Linked DNA regions of Homo sapiens: region 2 is linked to region 1. The links are chromatin loops, found by intact Hi-C in ENCODE. Cell type or tissue: MCF 10A. All regions are shown on one strand. Links, peaks and the distances in the headings refer to the core of each region. The heading gives the core; the rest is flanking DNA. Region 1 has its middle 210 kb from the start of ARL6IP6. Region 2 has its middle 49 kb from the start of ARL6IP6.

Region 1 (5,383 bases), core at 64-5,063:
GATGTGCCGTCAAGCTTCAGTGAAAATGACTTTTCTTTTAAGGATGACATTGATTCATAGAGACAACTTTAAAAAGTGAGGCATCTGATTATCTGGTCCATCTAATCTTCCTTCTGTGTTGACTCTCTTTCCACACTTGGATTAGTTTTTAATTAAATAAAAAGTTAAATTGTATAAAGACAAAAACCCCATTAGCAAATGTAAATGTTTAGTGAGATGTGTACTCTTTCTTCACTCGCTGCTTGATCTATGAGTCCAGAGTATACGGTCATCAACTACATCAGAAAGACCAGTAGGGCTGCTTTTCAGTATCAACTTTTGGTATTCAAATCACATAAAACCCAGCATTTGCTTTCCCTAATTTACTTGGTTTCCATGACTTGCTACTGAAATCATATGAAGCCTAGAGTTTGCTTTTCCTAATTTACTTCAAATTATATACTTTAGGCTATTAACCCAATTGAACATTACACAGCAATTCAAAAACAAATAAAGCAATAAACAACAATATATAATAGACAAATTCTAGCAATTAAGTTAAAAAGTAAAAATATTACATACCATATATATCCTTTTCATAAAACTAAAACAACTATAATTAAAATATATAATTTTTAGGGTTAGGCATGCCTATAAATATAATAAAAACTACATAAAAGGGACAAATAGGGAGTGATAAACATAGGATCAAGGCCACCAATTAGCATTTGTGGGAAGAGGCTGGAAAATGGAATAGGGAGTAAAGGCTATACGGTTAAATAAAGGTCATTTACAAGGAACTGCCTTTAGACCTGGTTTTAGGTTAGCAAATTCATGAGTGCTTCTTACATTATTAAAAATAATTATACAGACCAGGTGCAGTGGCTTATGGCCATAATCCCAGCACATTGGGAGGCCAAGGGAGGAGGATCACTTGAGCCCAGGAGTTCGAGACCAGCTTGGGCAACACAGTGAGATTCTATCTCTATTGCATAAAAATAAATCAATAATAAAATTTTTTAAAAATGTTTAAAAAATAAAAGATAATTATATCAATCTGTGTATCAGCTAGGATCTATGCAAGAATACAGAAACCATACTAATTATTTTAACAGAGATAACATACGGAATGGGTTAAATAAGTCTTTGAGGAATTCAAAAGCAAAAAAAGGAACATGAAGGTAGCATATATATGGTAACAAGAATCAGCTACCACTCTTAGGGCTAGAAAAATGAAAAAGGCCAGGATTATCAGAAACTGGAAACTCAGACAAGGCACCTCATGGAGTCTGAGAGGGGCAGCCTGCCCATCTTGCGCTGGTGCCTCTGGCAGGGAACAATAAAACTAGTCCTGAACGTGCCAGAAGAAGCTGGAAACTGGAACCAACTGACACTGTCAGGGTGAGAAGCCATGGATGAAGCAATGCTGACAGGAACAGCAAGCAGAACAGGGAAAAGCCAAGAGCCCCTCCCTTTGCCCTATTCCTGCCTTCTGGTCTCTCTGTGTGTGCTGCCCCCTACTGGCGAAACATAACAGGAGCAGCTGGCTAAGGAGGCACGTGAGGAGCAAAATCCCAGCTCCAGACACACGGGATTAGGGAAGGGTGGGTTAGGCACTGAGAAACAATAGCTTATTAACTGCCACAAGCAGGTAGGCGAGGTGATGCCGTCCAACAATTCAAAATCTCAAACACAACATAAGTGCATTTTCTGACCATACTACATGTCCAGTGCAGATCAGCCGGAGGACTCTGTTCATCATAGCCACTCAAGGACCCAGGTTGGAAAATGTTTCCATGATCACCATAGCAGGGGGAAGGGTGTATGGCGGATCATGCACTTGCTTCAGTGCTTCTGCTCAGAAATGATACACATCACTTCTGCTTACATTTTGTCAGCCCAAGCAAGTCACATGACCATACCAAATTTCAGAGTGTATAGGGAAATGCAGTCGAGCCACATGCCCAGAGGGCCAAGGGCCAGAAATATTTGATGAATAGTCACACTAAGAAAACAAATAAAAATGGTCCATGCATGAACTAATATCGAGAATGTATCATAAACAAAGAACTATAATCCAATTCTGGGAACCTAAATATATATATATATTTATATATATATATTTATATATATATATTTATATATATATATTTTTATATATATATTTATATATATTTATATATATTTATATATATTTATATATTTATATATATATTTATATATATTTATATATATATTTATATATATTTATATATATATTTATATATATATACACACACACACTCATAGACATATACATACTGTATATATATCTATCCTCTTTAACATTTTGGCATGCTAAACATAAGTGTGCCATAGGAGCCACAGCGAGACACACCCAGTCTCCAAGAGAGGTTAATGAACCAGATTGCAGGTCTGCAACATTACCTTTAAAAATCTTGTTCCCCAAACTGAAGCACTAAAAGAAGAACATGTTGATAACTTGAAAGATGCTTTTAGCACCTGAAAGAGAACAATATGACAACGCAAGGAGGATGATCCTAAACATGGAAAATCTGAGCCCCAGTATTGGCCCCCTTGACAGGGCTGCAGTGAACAAGGCTGACTCAGGCCAGTGATTCAAACAGGTTTAGTTTCAAGAGCCAATTTCTAATGTTTGGCAGTGGTTGCCAGGTGGTGTGCCAGCCAGCCTCCTTACACAACACTCCGACCTCATTTCCTGCAACTGTGGCCAGGAGTTGCTTCTTGAACCTCTGGGAAGCCACACCTTTCCAATTGGTTATAGCTAGTAATCATGTTTCACATTTACGTTTAACAAGGCAAGAGTCACACATTTGAATCTCCAAATCTCTCCCCTATCTGACTAATTTTTTAAGGCATACATTTGCATTTTTCTTCTCTAAACACTTTGCAGTTTGGCCTGTATCCTTGAAGCCGTCAGGTATAAAGAATGGAAGACAGCACATACCTGCCAATTTCATACTTCCTAAAAATAGGTGTCTTGGAAGAGACAGAAAAATATAGAAAGGCTTTCATTTTCCTATCATGGGAGCTACCGTTTCACCCCCTCCTACTTTTTAGCCATCATCTAAATAATAAGACAATCTGGCTGAGCCAAGGTGTAAGCACACTTCAGGCAGGTGTGCTTATTAGCACAGGACCTGCCAATGAGCAACCAGGCACTCATGGTGTGCTAAACCATCTTGAAGTGGCCCTCTCACAAGTTCAAAGTGTTAAACCCCCCAATTTCTGTCCTGAACCAATATGTAAACTTAAAAGAGAGGGACAGAGAGAGAGAGAGGACTTGATGCATGAGGGGAGGGATGTTAATGACCAGAGGCACCCTGGTATTTCCTGGCATCAACCCCAAATGTAATAAGGCCAGACCGCCTTAGTTCTTAGGTTTATTTTAGGATGCCCATTTTATAGACATTAATCCCTTGGCATTAGCTCTTCAACTAATCATCTTCCCAATACACCACCAGGAGCTGTGACTTAGGTGCTATGTTTGGCAGGGAACTGCAAGCAGCAGAAACTTAGTTCAAACTCGTTATGAAGAAAAGGTCCATGTGGACTTACAAATCTGAAGCGCATCTGGCACAGCTGGGTCCAAAAGTCCAACACTGTAGTCAGGAATCTGGCTCTTCACCTCTCAGGTCTGCTCTCCTCTGCTTGGCTTCCTTTTCAGGCAGTTTCTTCCAGTGTGGTGGCAAAATTAGCTACTAGCAGCTCCAGCTCCATTCTGCCCAGTTAGGAGTCCCAGCAGAAGAGAGCATACCTATTTCTCACCTTCATCAAAAGTACAAAGCAATAAGTTTCTCATGGCCAAATCCTGTGCCATATGAGAATCCTGGGAGCCAAGGTCAGGGTCAGCCTCACCCCCATGACTTGGACTTAGAGTGATGACAGGGTAGCTGCACAAAGAAAACCCAGGGAATGGGCCAGGCACGGTGGCTCATGCCTGTAATCCCAGCACTTTGGGAGGTTGAGGAGGGAGTATTTCTTGAGCCCAAGAGTTCGAGACCAGCCTGAGCAACATACTGAGACCCTATCTCCACTAAAAAAAAAAAAAAAAAAAAAAAAAAAAAATTGCCAGGTATGATGGCATGCACCTGGAATTCCAGCTACTCCGGAGGCTGAGGTGGGAGGATCGCTTGAGCCCAAGAGGCAGATGCTGCAGCGAGCCATGATCACACCACGGCACTCCAGCCTGGGTGACAGAAAAAGACCCTGTAGAGAGGAAGGAAAGAGAGGAATGGAAAGGAATGGAATGGGAAGGGAAGGGAAGGGAAGGGAAGGGAAGGGAAGGGAAGGGAAGGGAAGGGAAGGGAGAGAGAAAGTGAGGCAGGGAAGGAAGGAAGGAAAGAAGGAAGGAAGGAGAGAAAAGAAAAGATGGACAGAAGGAAGGAAAGGAAGGGAAGGGGAAAGGAAGGGGAAGGGAAAGGAAGGGAAGGGAAGGGAAGGGAGAGAGAAAGGGAGGGAGGGAGGAAGGGAGAGAGGGAACGAAGGAAGGAAGGAAGGAGAGAGAAAAGAAAAGATGGAAAGATGGACAGAAGGAAGGAAGGGAAGGGAAACAAAGGGAAGGGGAAGGGAAGGGGAAAGGAAGGGGAAGGGAAAGAAGAAGAGAAGGGGCAGGGGCAGGGAGGGGAAGGGGAAGGGGAAGGGAAGGTAAATATAAGCAAAAAAATTCAATATATGCCTAGTTCTTGGATGGCTGATTTAAGGATGTAGCCGACAGAGTTCTCAGGCACTGTCTAGTCAATCCCTAAGGCCCATTCAATAACACAAAAAATGTAGCAAAAAATAAATTGAAGATGAGGTAAAGAAAAAAATAACTGTAGTCTACTTTATTTTTAATATCATGGAAAGAAGAAAGGGATGGAGGGAGGATGGAATTAGAGGAGAGATGGAGGAAAGGAGCGACACATGGAGGGAAGGAGGAAGGAAGGAACCCAAGCACCATCTTTAGATCTAAATAAAATAGACTCTAAGCTCCATGCCTCAAATTGTAAAAATCCCAATACCTGTTCTAAGATTTCTATGAATTTCTGGGATGTTTCTGTTTTCATGGCGAAGTCGCTGAGTGGCCTGTGCTTCTTTTGCACACCATGACTTCTACCCGCAGCATCTCTCTACGCACCAATAATGGCATACAGTTTAAGGGAAGCTTCCCAGATCTCAGCGGCCTGTCGATACTGGCTGTTATATTACAAATGGCAGGGTTAAAGAAACTGCCTCTTGGATTTCCAAATCTGTAGCAAGCATCCAGGATGTCCCTGGAGTCTCAGTGCACACTCCTCTCCCCTCTGATGCAGTGATGGAAGTGCCCCTTGACTCTCAAGTCTCTCTGGAAAATAATATTTCCGCTTCTGCCTATAGCCCATCTCTCCACAGGGTTCAAACT
Region 2 (5,383 bases), core at 283-5,282, 160 kb after region 1:
AGGAGGCTGAGGTGGGAGGATCACTTGAGCCTGACAGGTTGAGGCTGCAGTAAGCACTAATCGTACCACTACACTCCAGCCTGGGTAACAGAACAAGACCCCAACTGAAAACAAACAAAAACAATTACTGAGCGCTTGTTGTGTGTAAGCTCCAGGCTGTAGGGAAAAAAAAGAGAAATCAGACTGTTACTGTGTCTATGTAGAAAGGGAAGACATAAGAAATTCCATTTTGACCTGTACCCTGAACAATTGCTTTGCCCTGAGATGCTGTTAATCTATAACTTTGCCCCAGCCTTGAGCTCAGGAACATGTGTTGTATGGAATCAAGGTTTAAGGGATCTAGGGCTGTGCAAGAAGTGCCTTGTTAACAAAATGTTTACAAGCAATATGCTTGGTAAAACTCATAGCCATTCTCTAGTCTCGATAAACCAGGGGCACAATGCACTGTGGAAAGCCGCAGGGACCTCTGTCCTGGAAAGCCGGGTATTGTCCAAGGTTTTTCCCCATGTGATAGTCTGAAATATGGCCTCGTGGGATGAGAAAGACCTGATCGTCCCCCAGCCTGACACCCGTGAAGGGTCTGTGCTGAGGAGGATTAGTAAAAGAGGAAGGCCTCTTGCAGTTGAGGTAGAGGAAGGCCACTGTCTCCTGCCTGCCCCTGTGAACTGAATGTCTCAGTATAAAACCCAATTGTACATTTGTTCAATTCTGAGATAGAAGAAAAACCGCCATGTGGCAGGAGGCGAGACATGTTGGCAGCAATGTTGCTTTGTTATTCTTTACTCCACTGAGATGTCTGGGCGGAGAGAAACATAAATCTGGCCTACATGCACATTGAGGCGTACTACCTCCCTTTGAACTTATTTGTGACACAGATTCCTTTGCTCACATGTTTTCTTGCTGACCTTCTCCCCAACTATCACCCTGCTCTCCTGCCGCATTCCTCTTGCTGAGATAGTGAAAATAGTAATTAATAAATACTGGGGTAACTCAGAGACCAGTGCCGGTGCAGGTCCTCTGTATGCTGAGGGCTGGTCCCCTGGGCCCACTTTTCTTTCTCTGTACTTTGTCTCTGTGTCTTATTTCTTTTCTCAGTCTCTCGTCCCACCCGACAAGAAATACCCACAGGTGTGGAGGGGCTGGCCCCCTTCACAGCCTAGGTATTATGCACATAAAAAGGAGTCTAAAAGACTTTAAAAAGATGAGTCATTATAAAATAATAAGAGTAGATAGCATATTATACTTTTTAAAATTAGTATTATAAGAAATGAGTCCAGATGGCAGAAATTGTGGTGGAACAAAGGTTTTTTTAATGGGGCTTTGTGGATAGGTAGTGGTGGAGAGTTGAGATACGATGAATGTTTGGTTCTTGGTTTTAAACATGGAAATCTAACTTTGGCTAGCTTTAGAAGAAAATAATTTTGTTATAACATTAGGGAGTTGCTCACAGAATTGAAGGAAAGGCCAGAGAACCAGGATCATAAAATGACAAGACACCAAGGAAAGGCTGGTAGCAGAGATTACAGCTAAGGTTTTGCTTTAAAATAGTTTGATTAGGATTCAATTAGTGGCCCAACTGCTGCTAAAGACAGCTAGAAGCCATTGTCACTACCACTGAATGGTACAACTGTGACTGAATTCTCAACTTTTTGTCAGTTACTGTGTCATTCATTCACAATTCAAAGACTTGGGCAGGAGCATAAAATTGGTGGCACCAAGGTTATATTCACTAGCAATCAGGTTGGGAGAAAGTAAATATCCAATATTTAGCCTTCTCTAATGCATCCTGAAGACTTGTCTCCCACACTCATATAACAAGGAATTCTCGCAAAATATAACTGAGTTTTGGGGTTGAGCAGTCAAAAAATGACAAAATATCCAATAGACTCCACTTGTTTGCCTGTCCAATATTTATCCCCACCTAAATCTCATCTTGAATTGTAGTTCCCATAATCCCCATGTGTCATGGGAAGGACCAAGTGAGGGGTAATTGAATCATGAGAGTGGTTTCCCCCATGCTGTTCTTGTGATAGTGAGTTTTCATGAGATCTGATGGTTTTATAAGGGGCTTTCCCCTACTTTTGCTCTGCACTTCTTCTTGCTGCTGCCATATGAAGAATGTATTTGCGCTTCCCCTTCCACCATGATTGTAAGTTTCCTGAGGCCTTGCCAGCCCTGCAGAACTATGAGTCACTTAAACCTCTTTCCTTTATAAATTACCCAGTCTCAGATATTTCTTCATCGTAGTGTGAGAATGGACTAATACCAATATACACAAACTTGCAGGCCGGGTGCAGTGACTCATGCCTGTAATCCTAGCATTTTGGGAAGCTGAGGCGGGCAGATCACTTGAGGTCAGGAGTTCGAGACCAGCCTGGCCAACATGGTGAAACCCCGTCCCTACTAAAAATACAAAAATTAGCCAGGCATGGTGGCACACACTTGTAATCCCAGCTACTTGGGAGGCTGAGGTGAAAGTATTGCTTGAACCTGGGAGGTGGAGGTTGCAGTGAGCCAAGATCAGGCCGCTGCACTCCAGCCTGGGTGACAGTCAGACCCCTTCTAAAATACACACACACACACACACACACACACACACACACACACACAAACTCACTACTTCCCATGAGAACTCTTCCTCCAAAAAACTATTCCACCTCATACTATACAACAAGTTGTTGTTCATTTGACCCCTTCCTTACAGGAAGACAATCAAGAGCCTCATAGGTTACTATTGTATTCAGTGCCATATCCAGGATCTCAGGAATTCTCCACTGCCCCCCTGTTCTATAGTAATTTCATCACAATATTCTGTAACCTATACCCTACATAAAGTTATAAAGTTAGCCAAATGTTTAAAATCCTACATAAAATAATGGAAGAAATGAAGAAAAAAAGCAGGAACACACATGCCATACAAAGGAAATGAGTAGAGGTTATGGCTCTTCATTTTTGAAATTGATAAGGCTCTAGTCTAGTATTTGACTTATTCTGTTCAATATCTATTCCATGTTCCCTTGGCTTTCAGCCAAAACTCTAACAAATATAGGGATTTTTTAATCAAGTAGGCTAACCAAAACTTCATTCCTGAGGGATTTGAGCCTCTGCCAATGTAGGTGTTGTAATATTTCTCTAACTAAACATGAGAGTCTAACATGGAAGCAGCTCGGACCTTTGTCCATATTCCTTCTGGCTTCCACTGTATTGCAGTAACTGGATTTCCCATTGGTAGATGGATTATTAATCACTGCAATCAGTACCAGAATAGCCATTTTGCCTATTGTCTAGTAATATAAGGAACTTTAAATGGCCAAATGTAGTCTCAGCTTCAATTCATTAACAGCACTGTGTGTAACCTTACAGAAGTATTTTTCCTTTGAGAACAAAAATAGGCTGCCTATGGAGATGGGAAGAAAATTTTTTATGGGTTATGTTTTTTGGTTTTGTGAGTAGAATTCTTTGGCTAGAGGCTACATTACATGGGGAACTTTAATAATATACAAGGCCATAGTAGTTGAAAACTTTGGCAGACCTTGCGACGCAAACGTCTGTAGGGTACTGGCAGAGAGAAGTCTTGTTTAGCTAATAACTCTTTAGAGAAACAGCTCTTTCTACTGGGGCATTTTCGAGAATGAACACCACATCTTAGAACTCCAGGTAACCCTATGACCTCAGCTTTCCATTCTGGACCAGATATTATCCGATTCACTTTGTCATCAACATAGATGAGGGTTTTTCAACCTTGGCACTATTGATATTTTGGACTGAATTATTCTCTCTCCTGGGGAACTGTCCTCTCTGCTGGGAACTGTAGAATCTTTGGCAATCTGGCCTGTTGACTAGTTGCCAGTAGCAGCCCCCGATTGTAACAATCAAAAACATCTCAAAACATTGCTAAGTAATTAGCTAAATTTCTATGTTTTGCCCCTGGAAGGCAAAATTGCCCTTGCTTAAGAACCACTGACATAGATGCATCCTTTCATTTTCCTCAAGTCCTGAGTAAGTTGTATGATCAGATTCCCATCCTGCTTCCTACTGTCATGCAGCCTCTCTTCATTCAGTCCGCAGCCTGGCCTCACGAGGGTTTGGTATAGATAATTGACTGATGTTGAAACTCAAGCCCAATTTATAGATGATTCTGTGTAATATGTTACTACCAGCCAAAAATGAGGTGGTGGGGGGCATAAACCCCCATTCATAGGTGGTAGCAATGTGCAGTGAAAAAGAAATTTTTCCTAGGGAGTTCAATATAAATTTCAAGCAGTTCATACTGTTGTCTCCTTGGCTAGAAGAAGTATGGTATGAAATAAGGATTATGTATATTCAAGGAGAGTGAACTAGTAGTTTGGCTGGATTGCCAGGGACTTGACAAAGGACTGGTGCCAACTTAAGAAAGGTGGGGAAGAGATATATAGATGGAGCTCTTTAAATGGACCCAGAATTGAGAATATTTCTGAGCTATGTGAATGCTCACAACAAAGCCTTCATTGCGAAAGAGGCTCTAAATAATCAGGTGGACAGCATAACCTATACTGTAGATGGTAGTCTCTGTCAAGCCAATGCTTAATGGGAGCATAAAATGCTAGGATGGTGGGGTAGTCAGATGGACCCACACTTTCAGAGGCTTTCCTGGCTGCTGCTGCCTTTCTATCTCTGCTGCCCCACTCCCACCCCACCAACTTCTCTCCCTCTCTCTCTTTATGGCATCATATCTTGGGGGATGAGCCAGCTACCTGATAGCCAATTAATTGCATTAGATGAGGTAGCACTTAGCAGTTTTGTCCCCACTGGTAGATACATTATGGTCTTAGATTTGCTTTCCTTGCCTCTGGCAGCCCTACTATTTACTGCATAATTTATACATTATCATGGATTCCCACCACATTGCTCTGGTCAAGGAACTTACTACCCTGAGGAGGTAAGACAACGTGCTCAATTGCTCAATTCTTTTTTCTTTTTCTTTTTTTTTTTTTGAGACAGAATCTGTCTGGAGTGCAGTAGTGTGATCTCGGCTCACTGCCCTCTGCCTCCTGGGTTCAGGTGATTCTGTCTCAGCCTTCCTAGTAGCTGGGGTTACAGGCATGTACCACCACAACTGGTTTTTGTATCTTTAGTAGTGACAGACTTTCACCATGTTGCCCAGGCTGCTGTTGAACTCTTGGCCTCAAGTGATCTGCCTACCTCAGCCTCCCAAAGTGCTGGGATTACAGGTGTGAGCCACCACACTTGGCCACACTCAATTCTTATTTTGTTGACTTCTCTCTTATAATGCACCTTCAACACTGAAATAATCTATTCAAGAGTTAGTTATTAAGCTAGCTGACAGTTAACACTAAAATGGCATCTTTCTGGATGCAATGTATGTTTTTATCCAAGAACTGAT

What was found. Peaks named below come from ENCODE experiments on the same cell type or tissue, not always from the same donor. Only the 100,000 strongest peaks of a DNase experiment are listed, where the experiment ranks them.
Region 2: a loop joins it to region 1, with 3 times the contacts of the local background. A loop is called at or near these places in 2 of 110 quality-filtered maps.

The regions. Positions count from the first base shown.
Region 1 is chr2:152,922,168-152,927,550 of GRCh38, reverse strand. No RefSeq gene overlaps it. Among named protein-coding and RNA genes, the nearest start is that of ARL6IP6, 210 kb to the right of the region's middle. In MCF 10A, for the core only: a CTCF peak has its summit at 1,506 (motif pointing left); DNase peaks (open chromatin) are centred at 1,460 and 2,660.
Region 2 is chr2:152,764,847-152,770,229 of GRCh38, reverse strand. No RefSeq gene overlaps it. Among named protein-coding and RNA genes, the nearest start is that of ARL6IP6, 49 kb to the right of the region's middle. In MCF 10A, for the core only: no CTCF peak of the experiment used is centred there; a DNase peak (open chromatin) is centred at 2,229.